Linked DNA regions of Homo sapiens: region 2 is linked to region 1. A link is a loop called in an ENCODE intact Hi-C map of the cell type or tissue named here. Cell type or tissue: CD14-positive monocyte. All regions are shown on one strand.

Region 1 (8,000 bases):
TAAAAATGGAAAGCTGAAAGTATATTTTCAATGTAATGATATTTTCAACTTATGATAGTTTTATCCACATGTAACCCCATTGTAAGTTGAGGAGCATACCGAATGGTAAAGTTGAAAAATGGTAAGTCAAGCCGTAGTTAGTTAGGGACCATCCATAATCTCTTTACAACTTATAAAAAAGCTCTCTTGTGTATATATATAATGTACAGTTGAAATATATATATTTAAAAGTGTAACCATTGAAAAATCCTATGAAAAAGATATGTTTATAATATGCTATAAATCAAGAATTATGATTAATTCCTGCTGGTATAGCTGCAGCCAAAAAAAACCAAACCAAAAACAAAACAAAAAAACCCCAACAAAACAATGAAAACCCACAAACAAACCCAAAAGAGTCCTATTACAGGCTGTATTCTTCATTTACCCAATTAGACGCTGAAGGCTTTAGAACTATAAACTTGTTGTTATCTTATTTTTAACTCGCACTACTTTGCCTTATACATGGGTGATGTTGGACTGGAAGGCAAGAAATTTGAAAATTTGATTCATGGATTCATAATTATGTTTTTGTCATTCAGAGATTGTATAATGAACTTGTGTGAACAGTTTTTAAAATTTTTCATGTTTTTGATAAAGTGGCTTCATACTCTGTTTTATTTCATCCTTGCAACAGAGTCACCTAATCTTTCTGCGTGGTAAATGCTTCTGAAAACGAGGAGTTTGAGCCACAAGATTTTCTGCTCTTTTTACTGCTCTTTAATTTCCTGATGTCTTTTTGTAGTATACTGAAAACAGATTTGGAGATTTCCCAGGTAAATCCCAAAGAACTGTAAGAAACAGCTGTGCCTAGATATTTCATACTTGAGGAGCCAAAACCCCTGTCAAATAATGGAATAATTTTCATGTTTGTGAGAAATTGTTAAGAAAGATGATAGTGATAAAATGGAAAATTATTCAGCTTCAACTTACTAGAAATTGTAATCGTATCCAAGTGAAATAAAACACTTGGAGGGATCATAAACACAATTAACCTTAAAAATTCTTCTCTGGGCTCATTTGACATAGTATATGTGTTTATTCTAAGTGCAATTTTGGGGGCTATGACATTTTAATTTAGGCTAGCCTTGCCATTGCCCGCTCCTCTTCCCCCTTCAATGCACACAAACTAAAATGCTTACATACACCTGGGGCACTCATCTTTTTTGAACATTTTCAATCTCCTACCTCTGAATCTTTCTGTGGTCTTTTACACTTAGTCCTCTTGTTGAATTCTGTTCAGTGTTCAATGTGCAACTTCAGTATTAGGTTATCCATATAACCTTTCTTTAACTTCCCAGTTGAAATTACTCACCCCCAATCTAACTCCCCCTCACTGCTTTAGGTATTGTGTATAATATACATTATTTATGTGTACATACACACATACACTTTGATGGCACTTTCCACATTTGTCTCATTCTAAATATATATATATATCTGTATTCTCTAAATGTAAACCTTCTTGTGTTCAGGTATTTGATAATTTTTTTGAGTTTGTGTCCCACCTAGAAATTATAACAGTTACTGGCCCATGGTAATTTCTCACAATAGAGAAGGGCTTAGGACAAAGTTTTCTGAACCCTGCCCCTTTTCAAAATGAAATATATATGTAGGATTGATAAAAATATATGGAAGAGATGAAGGGGAGTGTTTTATTTGTATGAATTTATTAGTTCAAATTTGTGAGATTTGATTCTTACTGCCATTCAAAAGAGCAATGAGGCTGATTTAACAAACTTCCTGTGAAATTGTTGTTTATGGAAGACAGTTGTAGTCACATCAGTCTAAGCATCCAATGTAATTTTCTCTCTCTCTTACTCTCTTTTTCTGTCTTTTCCTCTCCCTCAATCTCCCTTTCTCTCTCTCTCTCTGCATAATATTGAGAAAATCTAGATTTACATGGATGAGTAGTTACAAATGGCAGTATTTTTTAAAATAGCTTGCTCTTTAGTGTAACTGATACAGTATTTTTAAATAGCTTCTTCTTCAATTTAACTGAAACAGTAGCTCAAAAGGCTAGGAAATGCTTGTTTCAAATTAAAATCACAGCAAGTAACAAGTGCATGCAGTTATTAATTGTTAAATGTTCAGTTTAGAGAGTCAATTAACGGATTCATCAGCTAGTTTAATTTGTCACCGTTTGGCAGAAAATACCATATGAATGTATCCTGTCACTTAATTGAGTGGAACACACAAATGCCAGAGGATTGTATTCACTTGTATGATTTTATGTGAATAGACATATACAGGTCTGAATTAAAAGAACAAATCAAAACAGAAAAAGACCTGCAGTCTTGTTAATCGGTGTCACATTTTTAAGGAGTTCAAATATATCCACTGCAAAGTTTTATTTTGAGGGCTCCAGAAAAAAGCAAAGTTAACCAGGCAGCACAAATTAAGTCATTTGGGGTCTCCCTTGTATTAAAATTTGATAAAGAACTCAAGTGTGGGTAATACTTTTTATTCCAGTTTTAAAAATGATTAATATGTTTAGCAATGAAACTTGAATCAAATGTTTGCTGAACCCTGGAAACACATTTTCATTCCACATGACTAGGATAAAAGGATGTTAGCACTGGGAAGGTACATTGTGTCTAACTCTTTCATTTTTCTAGATTTGAACTGCGATGATGTATATGAAAGTTTCCAGTACAATGTGTAGGGTGTGCACTAAGTAGATATTTTCTTGAAAAAATGAAATGAAATAATGAAATGAATGAATCTTTATGGAACGCTTTTTGCATGCTAGGCACTCTGCTCATAACAAACCCAGGATGGTACTATTATTATTTCCATTTTACAGATAAGAAAACTGAGGCATAAAGAGATTACATAATATGTTCAAGGTCACCCAGCTTATCCACTGCAGAACATGGATTTGAAATCTGGCGCTCTGGACCTCCCCAAATCCAAATGTTTAGCCACCACAGACAGTATACCATCATAATGCATTCAGCAAGTGCAGTGCTTTCCCTAGTGATTTTTTTTTGTTTGATTGTGGCTGATTTTATGCAATCACGAAAGGCTGATCTTTCTGTTTTGTTTATCATTTTCATAGAACTATGATGATTCTTAATTGTCTGTTAACCTTCAGCAGTACATTTGCTAACAGCATTTAAAGAAACAGATCATGTCTCGGCACTTGGATTTATAAAGAACATTTGATTTTCCCAGTGAACCTTTCCACCTTCTTTTCAGTTCAGGCAGATGCACTGATGTGTGTGTGGCATATCCCTCCTGACACAGTTTTATTGTGGGCAGAAGAGAAAAAAATAGCATTTAAAACCAGAGACCTTGTTATTTTTTCTTCTTTACACTTCAATGATTGTTGATTTTGTGTCTTGAGAAGACTAGTTGTGAAGACCATGTAGGCAAAAAAAATCACAAAAGAGTCAAAGCAGAGGCCTTGAGAATTGCTTGAGAATTTATGCTACTTTCAGGAGCTTTTTGTGGTATAACAATGCAGAGCATAGAAGGAGGAAGGAAATGGTATTTGTTTCAAAGGATCATTATTTACTTCTGGTTTCAGTAGTCAGTTAGCCAGTAGATATACTGAGAAACTTAAGAAAGTCCCCATCATCTCTGTTGAAGAAGGATAAGTTGGTGCACGATGACAATATAACATTATATTGCATCATAGTGTTATGGATCAAGTGCTAGGGGATCGCGATAATGGGAGTAAGTAGCTGGGGTGGGGTGCAGATAGGAAGGACCTTACAGTAGAGGTGACACTTGAGCAAGGTCTTAAGGGATAAATAGGAGTTTGCTAGGCTATGAAGTGGGGACTAGAAGTGCAGACACTTTCTGTCTTCTCCACTTTGGCCTGTTACTCTATTTCCCTGAATTTTTTCATCAACCTCCTCTCTTCTGTTTTTCTTTGCTTTTTGTCAAAGGGGAAAAGTAACTAAACATGACTAACTGAAATAAAATGCTCCTTTATTTTTCTTGTTTTTCTAAGAGGTCTTATATGAAGTACATTCAAAATTTTTGTTTTGTTTTACTCTAAACAAAGTATAGGTAGAGCCATTGTTTAATCTTATGTCATACTGATACATTGATATCACAATTAGCTAATATTTAGTAAAAGAATGTGCAAAGAGAGTTGAGTTCCAGTAGCTGTAGGGATTAGGAATAACCATTTTCTTTTAAGCTTTATATCTGGATCCATTCTAATTCTTGGTCTCCGAATGATTGATCTTATTTGCTTTAACAAGTTTAGTGCAGTTATTTGTAGATGTATATATGTAGGCCTTTCCTGTAAGAAGTTGAGATCATCCCTATTGTATTGTGACCATAATCATGGATTTTCCAGAAGAGCTCCGTTTAAAGTGTTCTTTGGTAATTCCTTAAAAATACCAAAGCTGGATCTATTTTGGGCTTGGAATACTGTTTATGTACTAGGTGTTTCGTTTTTGGTAAATCTGGGGGGTTATCAGATCAGCTGTCAGAGGTCTGCAGAATGATGGCAAAGCACCTACATGAAGATGTTTACCTGAGTTACCCAGGTAATTGCTATAATCCCTTGCTGGCTGTCAACCATTCCATAATGGCAGTCTTCCTTGCCAGGCCTTTCTCCACTAGATGGTGCTAACACCCACTGTTGCAGCTCCGGCTCAGGGTAAGGGTAATTTAATAATCAAAGGCAAATCATTTATTTAATATCTATTTAACACTTACGAACCGGACCCTACAGGGGTTGTGAGTAGTGGGTTACGAAGACAACTAGGCCTCAGATCCTGACTTTGGGAGAATATACTCTTATTGTTATACAGAAATAGCAAGGGAGCAAGCGGAAGAGGTCATAAGAGAGGCAGTCTAATAAAGTGGTTTAACATGCGCATTCTGGAGACAGAGTCCCTGGTTTCACATCCCAGCTTGTTCATTTGCTAGTTTACTAGCTAAATTACTTCACTTCTTTGTGCCTCAGCTTTGTCATCTGTAAAATGTGAATAGTAATATTCACATTTCATTTACAATTCCTCATTCATTTACAATTTCTCATCTCTAAAATATGAATGATAATATTACCTCCTTCATATGGCTGGTGTGAGGATTACATGAGTTAAATATGTAAAGCACTTAGCACTATAGCTGACGTAAATCCCCACCCACAGCTACCAGCACGTAAGTCCAGTGAAGGTAGTGAGCTTTGTCTTATTATTTTTTTTATTTTTATTTTTTTTGAGATGGAGTCTTGCTCCATAACCCAGGCTGGAGTGCAGTGGCGTGATCCCATCTCCCTCACTGCAACCTCTGCCTCCTGGGTTCAAGTGATTCTCCTGTCTCTGTCTCCCGAGTAGCTGGGAGTACAGGTGCGTGCCACCACACACAGCTAATTTTTGTATTTTTAATAGAGACGGGGTTTCACCATATTGCCCAGGATGGTCTTGAACTCCTGACCTTGTGATCCACCCACCTTGGCCTCCCAAAGTGCTGGGATTACAGGCGTGACCCACTGTGCCCAGCGGTTTGTCTTATTATTTACTGATGTATCCCCAGTGTGTCTGGCACATAGTAGGCCCTCCTCTTTAGTAAATATGTTGAATGAATAAGGCACGGTTAGAGGATGGCTTTGTGAATCTACCTGAGTGAGTGATGTGTGGAAGTAAGGGTCTAACAGGAGCTCAGAAGCTTTCTAGTTTACTCACTTTCTTCTAGATTTCTGTCCTACTCATTCTAAAGAGGTATCTTATTATTAAAGTATGCCATTTTCCTAAGAAGATCTTCCTGAGAAAATGCAGTAACGCAGACGATGATTTTTTCCCACGTATTGTGCCAGAGAGGAAGGCGTCCATGAAGACCTTTCATGCCTTGGGCACCTCTTACATGGGGCTGGTCTCCTGGAGGTATCACCACTCATCCTGTCTGATTCTCCCTCTTGCCCTCTTGCTTTCTCTCTACATTGAACAAACATCTTGAAGGCAAATGTCAAGACAAGGAATAGGAAGAGCTTAATTTGTCACGTTGAGTACCGCTGTGTGTAGAACTGCAATTTGCATTTTAATGTCCTGCTTATTCCTGAAAAATGGCATTTTACAGATTTCCTGTATTATTCATGAATTTTAAGCTTTGTAGTTTAAAAATAAAAATTCAGGTAATAACCAAGAATAAGAGAAGTTAAACTCTGTCAGGTTTTCTTACTCTTCCCTGGTCTCATGACTTTTCCATCTATTTAAGCATTTCATAGCCTATTCTTATGTTGGTTCTTAGATATTAGGAACAAATACACGTGGAAGTGTTAGCTCAGGCACCACATCTGGCTTCCTCGTTAGCTTCAAATTCCCCAAAATACATATGTGGGAAAAAAAATCAGTGGCCTGCATAGAGAACCATGAACACATACCTAGCAGCAGGGGAGAACCACAGCATTTTCCTGATAATGAAGTGGATGAACCATCCTTAGCCAAGGCCTGCCGTGGGCCACTTGGCATTTACTGAGTGTTAGGGCACCCCGATGGTTATCCTCTGTGTTGGGATGTGTGAGGTTTATAATATTGAGTAAAGATCAGGTGTTAATCTGCCTGCTCTTCTAAATTATGTGTTTTTAATGAAAACACAGGTTGGCCCAGGTTAGAGATAAACCCGACATATGTGCTGAGGAAGTTCCATCCCAAGAAATGCTTGGAATGAGCAGTATTTAAGAAGGAAGCCAGGTGGTATGAAAGCACCTTGTAGAAAGGCCACATCCCAGTGGTCACATGAACACAGGTGAGAAATCACACTTCAGGGGCAGATACATTCCCAGGTCGGGTTGCTCAGCTGGCAGTACCATGGCTGCTTTCCAGCTCTCCCAAGAAGGGGCGTCAAGGCCACAAGACTTTGTGGATTGCTGTATTCTTGGCCCAATTCTTGTCATCAGGTGTTGTGGTGCGTTCTGAGAAGGAGTAAGAATTGTTGGGGAAAAAAATCAGCATAGTTTTGAGGACTAAAGTAAAGTATAAGAATGAACCATAGTATTTCTTAAAATACATCACAAAATCAAGGTTGGAGTTCTGGACGCTCAGTACTGGTTCTTGGCTGAAATGGCTATTGCCACAGGCAGTGTTAAGATTGGTGGGGGAATGCAGAAGTGCAGTTGGTTATTCATATGTATTTAGTGCCTGTGCACCAGGTACTGAGTCATGTGTTATATGGAGAAGTGTGTGTGTCTGGGGGCAGTGGAGGTGAGGAGGCAGATAGACAGACATTACGAAGGTATCAAAGGAATTTACATATAGGGTTTGAAAATCCCCTAGACTCTACTTCGCTTTCACCGAGAAGACAGAGTTCAAAATACATGTCTCTGCCACTTCTTTAATTAGATTGTCAATTAGATATTTAGGCCTTTCTGAGTGATCAAACACTTTTGATGTTTCTAGCTGCCTCTGATGTTTATGGGACAGGTACAGTTTTTGCTACGGTTTTCTGCATGTTTCATTCATTCATTTATTCATCCAACCAATATTTATTTAATGCTTATGTCATATCAACCATTGTACCAGGGTTTGGGTTTATTGCTGACCTGAACAATGAAAAACACAGTTCTTGTGCTAATGCGTCTTATATTACTGGGAATCCAGACAAATCAGCAGGTCACTTATAGCCTCCTGCAGCGGATGATGAGGTGATTCCCTGAGAACTCAGAGCAGGGAGCTCAGTGAGATCAGAGAGTCTTTCTGGAGGACACGGCATCCTAGCTGATATCTAAAAAATGAGTAAGTCTTAGCCTGAAGAAGTCTATGGAATGTTCTCAGCAGAGGAGCAGCCTGTGCAATGGTGGAAGCTTGAGCCTTTTCCAGAGTGGTTGACAACGTGAATAGGAGTTAAGAAACTGGGAAGTAATATAGAACTGTATGTTCTGGAACTAATGATGCCAAGTCATGTGGTCAGCTATTACACATTGTTCTGGATCAAGGTGAGAATCATTAGGCTTTCTCCCGACTGCCTGTCTTAGAGAGTGTGTTGGCTCCACATAGGAT
Region 2 (8,000 bases), 54 kb before region 1:
TTAATCTCAACTGCTAAACCTAGTACAAATTGGGCATCCCTGATCTGAAAGTCTGAAACCCAAAATGCTCCAAGATTAGAATCTTTGAGTACTGACATGATGCCACAGGTAGAAAATTTCACACCTGACCTCATGTGATGGGCACACAAAATTATTTAGAATATTGTATAAGATTACTTCATATCATTTCACTGATAAATATTTTGATTTTTGGGTACAAGGTAAATATAGAACATAAATGAATTTTGTGTTTAGACTTAGGTCCCATCCTCAAGATATTTTATTATGTATATGCACATATTTCAAAATATAAAAAAGATTCTAAGCATTTTGGATCAGGGATACTCAACTTGTACACATTTCTTCTCCCTGTCACCCATCCTTCCCACAGATGTTTATATACACTTTTTTTTTCCACCTTGGCATATGATTCTATTTTGAGAACAGGCAAAAGAGAACAATGTGTCTGAAGTGCTGGTCAGCCACAGAATCTTGGGTGGCATTGGAACAGAGGGTGAGGTACCATGGAAACAAAATTCTTGGGCAGAAGATCACGGAGTGAAGGGTCCAGGGGGAAAGCTCATGGCTTCTGGGCACCAAGGGTGGCCATCCCATGCAGGCGGTGGTCTTCTTGGAGGCCAGCCATCATGTGCAGTGCCAGGAAGTCTCCAGATGCAGGGCGGTGACCACTGGGGCACCACCTACACTTTCTAAAACTTCATTGTGAGAGTGTCACTGGGTCATGCTTCTTTGGAAACCCTTCAGGGATAACACTACCATTTTATGAATGCGTTTTGTGCTACTTAGGTTTCTAGACACTTGACACATGGTATCTCATAGAATCTTTACAATATCCTTGTGAGGGTGTTTTTCGAGTGTCTGTCGTTGAGTGACTCTGCTGGTCAAAGATGAACAAGACATATATGAACACTTTTAATGCCATGCTATAGGTGAGGAAGCTGAGGAAGCTCACATACATTGTATGTGACTGGAACAGTGTCTGAATCCAAAGGTCATACGTATTTCACTACGTCATTGTAGCCATTGCCTGCTATATGAGGAGGATATTGTTAGGATAGCATTCAAGGCTCTTTATCATTTGATTGCAGTCCCTTACAGCTTTATTCTGGCCAACTCTCCGAAGACACCCTCCTTTTCAACACTACATCAGAACAGAAATAGTGCTCTTACTTCCGCACCTTGTTCCTCGTCCAAGGTTCCCATCCCAAAAAGTGCCATCAGTTTGCACCCAGTTGATTTGCTAGACATTTGAGTATCGTTTTTGAAACTTTCCACTTCAGCTTTCCACTGTCACTTACTGATCACCAAGTCCTCCTGATTGTGCCTACACAGCCCCCTACCCCCAGCAACTCAACTTCAGCCCCTATCATCTTTCAGTTGGGCACTCACAGTAGCCTCTTGGGGGTCTCTGGGTCTTCATCCTTGGCCCCTGTTAATGCGGGGTGCACAACCCTGGCTGCATGTTAGAATCACCTGGGCAACTTTATACCAGTGCTTGGGGAGACCCCCTAGAGATTCTTATTTAATTGATGCCAGATGGGCCTGGGCGTCACATCAGTATATTTGAAAATATCCTCCAGATGATCCCAATGTGCAGCCAGAGTGAGAACCCCTGAGCCAGACTGATCTTTTTTTTTTTTTTTTTTTTTTTTTTTTTTTTTTTTTTGAGACGGAGTCTCATTCTGTTGCCCAGGCTGGAGTGCAGTGGCACAATCTCGGCTCACTGCAAGCTACGCCTCCCGGGTTCATGCCATTCTCCTGCCTCAGCCTCCCGAGTAGCTGGGACTACAGGCTCCCACCACCACGCCCGGCTAATTTTTTTTGTATTTTTAGTAGAGGCGGGGTTTCACTGTGTTAGCCAGGATGGTCTCGATCTCCTGACCTCATGATCCGCCTGCCTCTGCCTCCCAAAGTGCTGGGATTACAGGCATAAGCCACTGCGCCCGGCCAGACTGATCTTTAAAACATAAAAATGTGATTATATCCATGGTTCCCAAACTCATCTGCATACCAGAGTCACCTAGGAATCCCCTCAAAATTCCAAAGCACTGGCCATACCAAGACTAATTAATTCATAATATCTGGAAGTGGGACTCATGCATCCATATTTTTTGAAGCTCCCTAGTCTAATGTGCAGATAGGTTTGGGCACTACTGGGTCATGCTGTTCTCCAGTTCAAACTATTTATTGGGTTCTCCTGGTCTTGGGATAAGATAGTAAATCTTTAATGTGACCTAAAATATTATATGATCTGGCCTCTGCCAATCTCACTAAATCAGGGGTTGGCAAACACTTTTTTTCTGTAAAGGTATAGACAGTAAATATTTTAAGCTTGTGGACTGTAAGGTCTCTGTTGCAACTCCTCAACTCTGCCACTGTAGCATGAAAGCAGCCATAGATAATATGCAAATGTGTGGGTGTGGCTGTGTTCCAATAAAGCTTTATTTATGGATACAGAAAACTGAATTTGATATAATTTTAACATGTCATAAAATAGCATTCTTCTCTTTGATTTTTTTCAACTACTTAAAAATACAAAGACCATTCTTAGCTGGGGGCCATACAAAAACAGACTGGGACCAGATTTGGTCTTACTGGAGCTTGCCAGCTTCTGCTCCAGATTTGATTTGGTCCCATTTAATTCTTTCCCTCCTTTCCTTCTTTCCCCCTTTCTTTTCTTCCACCTTTCCTTCTTTCCCCCTTTCTTTTCTCCCACCTTTCCTTCCTTTCTTCCTACCTACCACCAACTAACCAGTCATGTACCATACTGCCTCTCCTCCCCGTATTTTGGCAATTCTGGTCTTCTTTCAGTTCCTTGACACTGGGTCTTCACACATCTATTCATGTCTCCCCTGGAATATTCTTCTAGCTCTTTAGCTGGGTAATTTTTATCACTCTTCAGGCAGGTCCTTGATTAGATATTACTAGGTCATGACACATTTCTAGAATCCCCTGACTATCTTAAACAGTCTTTTAACACCTTGCACTTTTTCTTCCTAATTCTCACCTCAATTTGTAATTAATGGTTTGTAAAATTAACTGTAATAAAGTCATGATTTATGGGATCATCTGTACACTCTGCATAGCATGACCCAGGCTTATCTTGAAGACTGTATTGCCAGCCTGTTGGCATAGTACTTTGTACTTGGTAGGTGTTCAGTTAATCTTTGTGGATTGACTGCGGAAGGAAGGGAGGGAGGGAAGGAAGAAGGAACAAAAGAAAAAAAAAGGAGGGAAGGAAGTAGGAAGGAAGGAAAAAAAAGGAGGGAAGGAGGGAAGAAAGGGAAGAAAAAAGGGAATGGTGCCTCTGATTCTCAAATCCACACATGTGGCCTTGACTTCTTATTCTGCAGCTTCCTATAAGACATTCCTCTTGGTGGCAGTGGAGAAGTTTACTTGAGAAACCAAGTTAGGATCAGGAGATGTCTGGTGAAAACAGAAGCAGTGTAGAGGCAGTGGGACAGTCCCAAGGGATGGCCTCATGAGAACATAGTAGGCTGGTGAGTTACTTCCTGTTCTGCAGAACACCGACATTAGCAAAGCTGCCAGTGATGTGAAGGTCTTAGCAGCTTAGATCCAGGAGTTAGCTTTTTAGTATCATCAGTGCTGTGCTATGGAGCAGTGTGAGAACATAGGCAAAATTAAATGAAAATCTCAGGGTCCTTTTTTTTTTTTCACTAAATAAACACATTTTTGATGAAGGCCACACATCCCAGAAAGAAAGCCATGGGTGTCAGCCATGAAGGCAATACCCAAGTAGAGGAGCATAGGAACTGACAGTAGCAATCCCATTGTTGGGTGCCAAGGGCTATGCATGATTCATCTCATTTAATCCCCATGACCACTCTGTGGGCACACTCACACCCCCACCCCTACTCCTGGGTGATGAGGACAGGGAGGCTGATAGAGGTTAGGAGTACACAGCAAGAAAGGAGTGGTATCAGGTTTGGCCATGAGGAATGTCTGACTCCAGATCTGTCTTACCCCTTCATGCTGCTATAACAAAATACCCAAGACTGGGTAATTTATAAACAACAGAAATTTGTTTCTCACAGTTCTAGAGGCTGGGAAGTCCAAGATCAAGGCACAGTCAAGTTCCATGTCTGGTAAAGACTGCTTGCAAGATGGTGCCTTGTTGCTGCATCGTCATGTGGCAAAAAGAACAGAGGGCAAAAGGGCCTAGCAAATTTACTCCAGCCCTTTTATGAGGTTGCTAATCCCATCCATGAGGGCTCTAACCTCATGACTTAATCACCTCCCAAAAGTCTGCCTCTTAATACTATCACATTGAGGTTCAAGTTCCAATATATGAATTTTTGAGGGACATATACATTCAAACCATAACAGGATCTTTTTTGTTGTTGTTGTTGTTGTTTTTGTTTTTGTTTTTCTTTGAGACAGAGTCTTGCTCTATGCCCAGGCTGAAGTGAAGTGGCATGATCTCGGCTCACTGCAACCTCTGTCTCCTGGGTTCAAATGATTCTTCTGCCTCAGCCTTCCAAGTAGCTGCGATTACAGTCGTGCACCATCACGCCTGGCTAATTTTTGTATTTTTAGTAGAGATGAGTTTTCACCATGATGGCCAGGCTGGTCTTGAGCTCCTAGCTTCAAGTGATCAGCCAACTTTGGCCTCCCAAATTGCTGAGATTACAGGTGTGAGCCATCACGCCCGGCCAGCAGGGTCTTCCAAGGCTCAAGGGGGCACTGGCTTTGTGAACATGATTTATGAACCATGTCGACCATGGACCATTTTCTCTTGCCTTTCAGAGAAGAAGATGATGTTAATAATAATTATTAGAATATAAATTTATAGTCTCATCTAAAACCCTTAGGATCAGAGGTATTTCAGAATGGAAGGGGGCCATGAGCCAAAGAATGGGAGAAGCCTCTAAAAGACGGAAAAGGTGATGAAATGAATCCTCTCTAGAGTCTCCAGAAAGGAACACAGCCTGTAGACACCTTGATTTTAGTCCAGGGACCCACATTTGACTTCTGACCTACAGAACTGCGGGATAAAAAATTTTTGTTGTTTTAAGCCACTGAGTTTGTGGGAACTTGTTATAGTACCAATAGAAATTAATACAACCAGTTTTAAGAACAAGGTCTGATTTCAGAGCTTTTCAGGCTTTAGATTTATGGTTAAGAAATTGTGGACCTGTAAGTAGTCTTAACTGTGCATTACTCAAGATACTAAGTGTCCTATTGAAGGCACTTTTATTATCGCTGTTTTACAGATGAGAAAGCTGAGGCTCCGAGAGGTTGACAAATATGCCTAAGGTTGCAGAACTAATAAGTGACCAGTCTGGGACTTGAAGCCATGGCTCTTTTTCTGTTTCATGGTCTGTGCTCTTAGACTGCTTGCTTCTAAGCAATTGTTGGTGCCTAGATTTGAGGCTTAAAGCTTTGACCAGTGTCAGGGACTGTACTTAATGCTGGGGATAAGGATGAACAAGTTAAAGATGAATACTGCCCAGGCCTTGGAGTCAACAGACCTGAGTTCAGGTCCCAAATTTGACATTTGTAGTTCTGTGGCCATGTAGACATTATTTAACTTCTTTGAGTTTCAGGATAGTCATCTATGACATAGGTAATACTAATGCCTTCCTCATAGGTTTGTGATAGTTAATTGGGTTGGTGTAGGTGAAGTCTTTTGTTGCATGCCTGGCTAACACCAATTGTGCTGATAAATGTGAGCTGTTACACTTATTAGTAGTGTTGTTGTGTTAATATTATGCTTCTCTAGTAAGGAACATATTGTTGTGAATAGAGGAGTCAGGTCTCTAAGAAAAATTTGAACAGTTCTTAAAAGTTGAAGGAGTTGAAAGAACAAGACAAACTCCATGCCTGTGTCACACAGGATTCCCTTCTCTTGGTTGCGGTGGCTGCTGTAAGTGTTGGGTGTTGAGGACACTTGCATTGCATACTGCAGCTAAGTTTTCTGCATGTTTGGGGTAGGAGAATGAAGCAGCCTATCTGATCACTTGGCTTTACTCCTTTCCAGTGTCATTCCAGGCACTTTTATTATCCCCATTTTACAGATGAGAAAGCTGCTGTCACTCCCTGCCATCAGTTAGATTTTGGGTTACGATGACAATTAAGGTATTATGGACTATCAGATCTAGTCCTTCACAGATTTAAGATAGAATCTAAGCAGTGAGCTCTAACAGAGAGGCCAGATGTGTGTGTGTGTGTGTGTGTGTGTGTGTGTGTGTGTGAGAGAGAGAGAGAGAAACAGATGGAGAGACAGACAGATGGAGAGATGGAGAGGAGAGAGGAAAAGATGATTGCATGCAAACCAAGTTAGAGAAGATGGTGGTGGTGAGATTTATTTAATAAGCAAACTGTTACTGCTTGCCTACTAGATATTTAAGAACTATGAGGATACAAAAGTGGATAAAGACACATTCCCATCCTTAACATGTTATCTAGTTGAGGGTAAATTAAGACTATTTCATTCATGTCAGAAAATTTAGAGCTTTTGAAAGTTAGGTTATAGATACTGCTTTACAGTCAATTCCTGTGTGATAGGACCTTTCTTGAAAGAGATATGAGTCATTTAGCTTCTGGTTGCAAACAATTGTGTTGTTTTATTAGCACTTCTGTCAATAAAAACCCTGGTATTCTCTGGTCTGTTTTCCAACAGCCTTTTTGTGCCTGAAGACTTCTTAAGGACCCCTGCAAAATGATGGCTCCTAGATCAAACCTAAGTGCTCACTCTTCTGATGTTGCGTGTTAAAGTAAATCTGGGATTGGGGACTATCTCTAGTGCATCTGTTTGGGGAGCTTTATTTCACCCATTTATCCAGTTTGTATTATCACTTTCATCATGGCCTCTGTTCTGATTCAAATCCCTGAGTATTCTGTTTTTCTGGGCATGCTTATAACATATTCCATTCTCTAAAAGAGAGGCAGCTACATAGCTTTCTTCCTTTTAAATGGTTTTTTTTTCATCTGGAACATGAGGCAGAACCATCTACCAAAAAGGGGCTATCAATATTTATGGTCAAACATGGGGAGACTTAAAAGGCATGCTCCAATCCATCCATAATCAATCTGGTCCAGTTGCCTGAATATTTCAGAATTATATTCCGGGAAATGTATATTCTGTATGTTTGGATTGAAAAGTCTCTGCTATTTTCAGTAGAAGTCTTTGAAAATTCTTTCATACTGATGAAAGGATTGTCTTACAATTTTTCATTTGATAGTTTTCTGAGTTCCACAGGCCCCTACTAATTGAGCTTCTTTTCTGGGCCACAAAGGTGATAGCCCTTTATTAGCAACTCCTTAGCATAATAAAATTGCCTTTTCTTATTATGTGAGTTATACAGGATTTATCTTTTTGCTTTTTTAATATTTATTGACTACCTAATCTATGTTGGTTAGTCTTCCTTATCATAAGCAAGGCAAATAACACCTTTGCTCTCTAGGATCTTATATTCTAGTAAGAATAAACAGGTAGATAAGAAACAGATAAGTTAAAACACACACACACACATTAATTTGTTAGTAATAAGTATCACGCACAATTAAAATAGGGCAATGTGTAAGAGTGGGTGATCATGGAGGGCCTTTCTGAGGAGGTGACATGTAACTGAGATGTAAATGACATGAAGGAGCCAGCTGTGTGAAGATCAGGAAAAAGAACTTTCTAGGCAAAGGCAGCAGCTGGCAGAAAGGCCCTGGGCCAGTGTGATTGGAGGAGAGAGACAAAAGGAAAACCTGGAAGGAGATGAGATTAGAGAAGTGTTGCAAATTATATTGGGATTCAGACCAGGTAAAGAGTTTGGACTTTATTCTAAGTGCGGCAGAACCACTGGAGACTTTGAAACATAGGGTGAAATGGTCTGGCTTTTAATTTTAATGGTTCATTGTGGTTACTTTGTGGAGAATGAAATGGAGGAGGGTGAGAATGAAAACTTGGAGACCAATGGGAAGGCTTCTACGTTAGTCAAGGCAAGAGGTAATCGTAGCTTGGACTG

Evidence for each region. A loop is a pair of places that touch in the nucleus more often than their neighbours do. Peaks named below come from ENCODE experiments on the same cell type or tissue, not always from the same donor. Only the 100,000 strongest peaks of a DNase experiment are listed, where the experiment ranks them.
Region 2: a loop joins it to region 1, with 4 times the contacts of the local background. A loop is called at or near these places in 4 of 110 quality-filtered maps.

Annotation. Positions count from the first base shown.
Region 1 is chr10:90,784,717-90,792,716 of GRCh38, reverse strand. All of the region lies in intron 1 of HTR7 (5-hydroxytryptamine receptor 7), which reads left to right. Among named protein-coding and RNA genes, the nearest start is that of HTR7, 69 kb to the left of the region's middle. In CD14-positive monocyte, CTCF peaks have their summits at 4,417 and 4,618 (motif pointing right); a DNase peak (open chromatin) is centred at 3,616.
Region 2 is chr10:90,838,414-90,846,413 of GRCh38, reverse strand. The region is part of intron 1 of HTR7 (5-hydroxytryptamine receptor 7); the gene reads left to right. Among named protein-coding and RNA genes, the nearest start is that of HTR7, 16 kb to the left of the region's middle. In CD14-positive monocyte, no CTCF peak of the experiment used is centred here; no DNase peak of the experiment used is centred here.